2 separate regions of the Mus musculus genome follow, and region 1 is linked to region 2. A link is a contact called in ENCODE Hi-C data. All regions are on one chromosome and are shown on one strand. The core of a region is the stretch at or near the end of the contact, and the rest is flanking DNA. Distances in the headings are between cores, read along the strand shown. Region 1 overlaps Hivep2 (human immunodeficiency virus type I enhancer binding protein 2). Region 2 overlaps Aig1 (androgen-induced 1).

The links. Hi-C counts contacts between places; a loop is a spot of excess contacts on that map.
Region 1: a map of T-helper 2 cell shows a loop between it and region 2 (3-fold over the local background). The contact joins two enhancer-like sites. A Hi-C loop is called at or near these places in 2 of 37 maps with a recorded cell type or tissue (T-helper 17 cell and T-helper 2 cell).

What each region holds. Positions count from the first base shown.
Region 1 is chr10:14,083,749-14,087,277 of GRCm38, forward strand. The region is part of intron 2 of Hivep2 (human immunodeficiency virus type I enhancer binding protein 2); the gene reads left to right. Among named protein-coding and RNA genes, the nearest start is that of Gm51759, 42 kb to the right of the region's middle. Within about 2 kb of position 1,847, at least 2 of the 3 ENCODE cell types and tissues checked have a DNase peak (open chromatin) inside an H3K27ac peak, as active enhancers do.
Region 2 is chr10:13,834,548-13,838,010 of GRCm38, forward strand. The region is part of intron 1 of Aig1 (androgen-induced 1); the gene reads right to left. Among named protein-coding and RNA genes, the nearest start is that of Aig1, 33 kb to the right of the region's middle. Within about 2 kb of position 1,728, at least 1 of the 3 ENCODE cell types and tissues checked has a DNase peak (open chromatin) inside an H3K27ac peak, as active enhancers do.

The DNA.
Region 1 (3,529 bases), core at 597-3,096, 250 kb after region 2:
TGACTCTACTACCCTCTTAACTCCCCTCCCCATGCCCTTAATAAACTCTATTCTATAAAAAAAGGAGAGCTCAGAGAAACAGGAACCAAACCCTCTCCTTCGTGTTCTTTCTGGGTCTCTCCCGAAGTCTTGGTGGCATCCGCAGTTCACTTTCATATCAGTAAATACTCTCATTGGCATAGGTACTAAAAGGATTCTTCTAGAAATCCATTGATTGGAGAGGGTAGGAATGGTTTTATTTCTCTCTTTGACTCTTGTCTGTGAGGGAGCAGAAAGACGGTCATGGCAGCAAGAGGATGGAGAAGTCCTAGGCCACACAAAGACCCATGTTGTACCATAACACATCAAGGCCTTAGGGCCTGGTAGAAGAGGAAGTCAAAGAACTTTCCTTTCTTCACCATGTGACCTTCTGCCATTTCACCTGATTTTCATGTCAATAAATGGGCACCTTTGTCTTCATCAGGAAGTCTTTGACTATGATGAAGTCCATGCCCATGCAGGTCTTGATGGCTCCTCCTGCCTGCGCTTTCTAGGCCTAGCAGAAGTGATGAGTTGTGACAGTCTTCAGGAGTGCTTGCCCCAGTGTCACCCATCATTACATGCTTGTCCTACTAGTACCAATAAAAAAAGTTATTAACCCCAGATTATTTAATTCATTTTTAATGGGCATATTCAAATCTATGCATGTCTTCCCTTATGGTTGACACATCTTTTCAAAAATACAATGAGCTTGCTTAAATGAATTCAGGAACTCTTCCCATGTTATGTCTCTCTGACTTTTAGATGAATCTTAAGTCAGAAACATCAACTGAAAAATACAGACCTAATGGCCTGGTAAAGGTGGCCACTTTAAAGGTGGTAAATGGTGCCAATTTAAAGCACCAAGTAATTCTAATGGAGCCATTACTTTTATCTCCATTTAACAGATTAGAAAAGTGAGGCACAGAGAGGTTAGGTAGTTCACCTGATGCTATGATTTGTTCATTGAGTGTGGGATATGATTCAAAGCTGATATTCTGGCCCAGATCCGCATGATCTGGCCTGGATGTCGCATGCCTCTTGTTATTACATCAGTGCTGTACACCAGGGTTTCTTTGGATTGCGGAATGAGTGTGTCTGTAAGAAGGGAGCCTTTGGATGGTCTGTGGTGTTGTCTATGTAGTCTTAGGAGGGCCTCTCCCCGTCTCTCTGAAAGATACTGTTGTCATTTGGTTCTAAGCCTGTTCCACTTTATTGCCTTTTAGTATGAGGGCAGGAAAAACAGGTTCTTACTTAAAATTGGAGTTGTTATGGAAGGTGCCAGGTTTGGACTGTCTTCGTATTTCAGGGATGTGACAAGCCTTTGCTATTGAAGCTTTCTAGTTGGCAGCGTTAGTAGGTGCACGTTGACATTTCTGTCTACATTCCTGTGTCTTAGAGGGAAAATAAGTTTGCCAGTGTTTATCTTCCTGAGTATTACTTGACATTAGTGCTGCCCGAGAAGCCAAACTTGCTTGAACCAGTCACCCAGATGGCCAGACTGGGTGGCGAACCTGCCTTAACGATGCTCGGCGGTTGACACGTGGGGCTGTGAGGTGTGCTGCTCCCTCGTCTGTGCCAGGCATGCAGAGCGTGTTCTTTGATGGGGTGAGACAGATGGTACCCTGCAATCTAAAATGATGAGGCAGGAAAGAAAAGTTGAAAAAAAAAGTAGAGAAAGGGCATTTGATTTTCTAATTCACATTTCGGAAGTGAATTCGAGCCTCTGTGATTGACTAACACATGCAGTGTTGCTCTAAGACATGAATCCATTAGCGTCTGTTTGAACAGATCTGAGTAATCGGCAGGAAGCAAGCTTTTCCTTCATGGCTACTGTCCCAAATTTCATGGGGTTGCCTCCAGATCCAGATTTGGGCCCTTGAAAGACAGCGCAGATCAATCTAGATTTTCAGAGTAACACATCCCATACCACCCATCTCAACCAACAGAGGACAAAGGGCTGACTTTCATTTTCATGCTAGAATATATATTTAGATATTTCTACACATACATGTATCAATAGGAGTGGGGGGGGGGGGTACAAGTGCCTGGCGAAGTAGCCATGATAAGGATAATTAATCAGTCTTCATACAGCTGCTTCCTGACATTTCTGCAAATCGTTGTGGAAAAATTAATGAAGGTTAAATCAGTAATGGTTTCAAGCTTGGCCAGTGGAAAGTATGACACTGTTTCCATCAGCAAGTAAGTTGGGCTGCTTTTTTTTTTTTTTTTTTTCTTTCTTTCTATAGGGGAAGTGGTTTGCTGTGCATTCTTCACAGGAACTGGAAAGGCGCAGCTGGCCTGTGTGTGCTGCAGGTATGCAGGAGCATTCTGGGAGTGCTCCACTGACTGCCTTTGATCGACGGCACTGACTTGCCTCTTGTGCCGCTTGTAGAACAGGAATATTCTTTCTACAAGTTTTATTTGAAAGATCCAGTGAGAACGCAGGCCTTCTGTTGGCCTGCCATCCAGAGAGGCCGATGCTCTGTGAATGTGAACTTTAGGAGGTAGAGTGTGGAATTTATGACAAACAGAAAGTGAAACTCACCTCGTCCAGTTTATTTTTCAAGCTGAAGGTGGTTCAGCACAAGCCCAGTTCACATCCTGCGTAACCCTATGGGATTTCCCCAGCAGTAGTTAAAAATTTTCCCATAGGGTCACACAGGATGTGAATTAAGTAAACACTTAACAGGCACGATGAAAGGAAATCAGCTTTCTAAATGGTCCTTTCACTGTTAGCATCCTGTCCTTATTAGAAACCTGGGTAAGGGCCACGCAAGTGTCTCTTTCTCAAGCCATGACATTATTAATTGAATGTATTAATCTTCTTTGTTACATAAGACATGCATTTTCTTATAGAAGAAACGGAATCTCTCATGGGCATTTTTCATGTGTGTTTGACTTGTATGTGTGGGGGCTGGTTGTATATATGAGTGTGTCCGTTTGCATTGAGGCCAGAAAGCAACCTCAAGTGTCATACATACACCTTATCTTTTTGAGGCAGGGTCTCTCGTGGACACTATGCCATGTCTCTTTAGCTGTCTTCTTCAGTGTCACCTTCAAGTGGTGGCAGTAGAGGAAAATCAAGCTCTATAGCCTGGCAAATAACCCAGGCCCAGTACATCTTTATTACCATCTATTAAATACATCTATCTATATTATTTATATCAGTATTATCTATCTATCTATCTATCTATCTATCTATCTATCTATCTATCTATCTATCTATCTATCTAATTATGAGGTACAGATGAATAGATAGATGAAAGTTATATAGATATAATTTTGATCTACCTATTATGTCCTCATCTGTGCTTTGAGATCTAATTTAAATGTCACTTCTTAATATACCTTTTTTTTTTTTTTTTGTGCAGTTCCTCCGGGTACCTAAAACATACACATTTTGCCCATGGTGTTCCTCTACTGGTTTAGATAATTCTTTACTCTTAAATTATGTTAGCTCTCACCATTCACATGGAAAAGTGTGAATTTAGTGATCTTACACTTATTG
Region 2 (3,463 bases), core at 478-2,977:
GAGAAATTCTCAGTCACAGTGAGAAAAATCTGAGCGTCACCATGGCACAGTGGGTAGTGACACCGTACGTGACGTCATCTGATGGGTCAATGTCAAAATGCAAATCTGCAGCATCATTTCTAAATCTAAAACCCTTCATCTGCGATACGTAAATGGTGTTTTATGAGCCAATCAATTAAGAATATTGTATAAGATTACTTTCCAAATAAGTGTACAAGGCACACAAAAACTGGATTTTGTGTTAGACATCCCATCCTCAGGCCAGGGGATTGTATGCACATTATGTACAATATAAACCCTCCAAATCCAAACCAAACACAACATCCAAAATCCATTAACACTCCCGATTCCAAGCATTTTTGATAAGGCATATTCAACCTGTATCACATAAAAAATTGATACTGATAAACCTGAATTTTAAATGAATAAATGACTAGTTGTTTTTTGGGGGGGAAGCATACTTTTATGAAGCTATCGAAGGAAAAGGAAGAGGAGAGAAGTTGAAAACAGAAAGGAAAGGTGGAAAACAAACTCACTCTAGTAGAGGAGAAAACCAAAAGAATTTCTACAAAGAGACATGCACTAAATAGCACGTGGGAGCTCATATCTCAACTTGACAGAGCTAGAAACCCAAGAGACAAACATTTGAGCACATCTGTGAGAGTTTCTAGATTAGGCTAAATGAGATTGGAGACCCACTCTAAATGTAGGAGCCACCACACCTTAGCCTGGGGTCCTAGAATGAACCAAATACAGAAAGTGAGCAGGGTACCCACATTCATACCTCTCTCTCTCTCTCTCTCTCTCTCTCTCTCTCTCTCTCTCTCTCTCTCTCTCTCTCTCTTTCCCTCCCTCCCTCCTTCTCTCTCCCTCTCTCTCTCTCTCTCCTTGTCTCTGGCTGCCAAGGTAACCCCTTTCTTACCTTGCTTCATCAGCAACCTTGTCTCAACCATGAGGAAAGTCATTAATATTCTAAACAACAGAACTTGAACAGCTAATGGTATGCAGAATCAAAGTGTATCCTCGCCCTATGCAACGTGTCACCGAACGCATTTGTCCACTCACAAGTACTTGGTGGCTTCCCTGCATCTCTAGTCATCCCATTTGCCTCTCTCCTGCCTGCATACAGTGACCTCAACCTCCCCAGAACTCCTATGAGCACTTCTCCAAGTGAGAATGCACCAAGGAGAGGGAGGCAAGACGAATGGTTTCCTAGAGCCTCAGCCTAAGGAGAAAGAGGGAACTTGGCTGGTAGTTAGTGTTTCTTTAACAGAACAAGTCAGGGATGCAAATCCATGGTAATATGCTTGCCTGAGATGATAAAGGTCATGGGATCCTAATACCCACCAAAGAATGGAACAGTCTGTTGTTAGCTTTCATCATCAAAAGATGATGTAACATGTCTAAAACATTCCACCATTCCTTCACCAGTGAGTTGACTTTGGGTTATTTGCTTAAAGAAACAGTTGGCCAATACTGAAACACGATTTGGATTTCTACTACATTTACTAGAGTTTGATTCCCATGGACAGTTACCAGATCCCACGGGGAACATCTAATGCCTCAAAGTACTACCCTGTCTTCTTGAAACTCACCACACTGCTTACAGTGTAATTTTACATGGAGACGCACATGCGAGTCTTAAGCAGGGTTACCTTGAAGAATCATTTGGCTCCAACCACTCTGCAGAGCTGGCATTTCCAACCCGTCAGCTCAGCATGACCTGGATGTACACCATCTGGCCGTGCGTTTCTAGCAGGCTGGTTGCTTGTGTTGTTTTCCACCACATGGAAACTCAGTGGCCCATTGCATCCTGTCGCTCCCAAGAATTGATCAGAAAACAAAACCATCTCAGGGTATTCTGGAGCCACTGAGTGTTTGATCCTCTAGAACGTGCATTCTCCACAGTCCTTCTGCACTGCTTCTCCACCTCCCCTTCCTATCCGGAAGTCATGTCTTACTTAATGATCCACTTATGAATGAGGGCTCATTTTCACGAGAATAAATATTCCATGCATATTTTCACACACTATCAATTTGAAATAAAGATTGAGTGGCATTTTCTTTTTCTGTGGAATGTATTAAATGCTTGCCATATTCTGTACATTGGGGGAAAGTCCCTAGACTCCTAGCATCTATTCCTAAACAGATACGGTCTTTCTGTCCAGAACATATTTTATTTGACTCCAGTATACCTGCAGTTTATTAAATGGAATGAAATTGCTTTAAATTATAGTTCATTCATCAAATTATGTTATTAACTGGTTAGTATTTTAAATATTCCTACTGAACTGAACTCAAGTAAGAGACAAAACTGCACCAAAATAGAGAAAAAAATAAAAGCAACATGTGAAGTAAGAAATGCAAACATTACTTACAGAATTTTAAGAGAGCAGAGTGTAGCTGCCTTGATTTGATCTATTAGGGTTTCCTGGCTCCTGTCTACACTAGTAGCGGTGCTGTCCTTCTAAAAGACGGGGCAAGGAGTGCCATGTGGGTCTTGGAGACCCTGTTATTTTCAAGTTAGCTTTTACCGTAGTACACAGAAGCAACACGATGGAGGGAGCTCAAGGGTGGGGTGGCAACGGGAAGTGAAGTGGCACGGGGCATGGAACGAGGAACTGGGGAGAGAACAGATGGGAAGGAGGCAGCCAGAGTTATCGTGTTATACATAAAGGCCTGGAGGAGCTTCTGTGAGACAAGAGCATTAATTAAGGCGGAAATGATGAAGAAATAAAAAACCAAACCTACCTGGGATTTTCTAGTTAGAGACTATAAGGGCATAACCTGGCATTGGATGAATCTATGTATATTGCAAAGAATATATACAATGCAAAGAAGAGAAGACAGTAGACTGTATGTTGTTTATTTATTCCTATAGTCTGACTACATGTGCCATATACATACATATATGATATACACATATGTGACACATACATATATGTGACATATACATATATAGGACAGATGTTTGTGTGACATACACATATATAAAATGAATTATATATCTGGAAGACACAGAGATTTCTCCCCTGCAGAAAAGTCAATAAAACCTTCAGGAAAGTGGTATGAACTCTGGCCCCTCCTGTATTTTTTCCTCCCATCATATGAAGCCTCGCAGTGCAGGAATGGCTGTTTTGTTTTTAGTTCCCAAAAGCTGCAGTGATCTTCTTACTGGAAACCAGCCCCTACAGTGTCTGTGTGGGAGGGGGGAGCTTCCTGAAGGAGTTGGGCAACACATGGGAAGGAGAGACACACCATCACCCAGAGGGACTGTAACACAAGCTCTTTGAGGAAGTCCCCCCTTCCACAGCTCTCTGACTCCTTAGTAATGCATGTCTTCTCCTGTCATGGGATCAAGAGCGAAGGCCAAAAGTAACTCAGCAGCACGAGGTAAGCGACTCACTGCAGAGCCGGACAGGAGAGCTCCGCAGAGATCTGCCGTGCGTTTGTTTTCACGGTC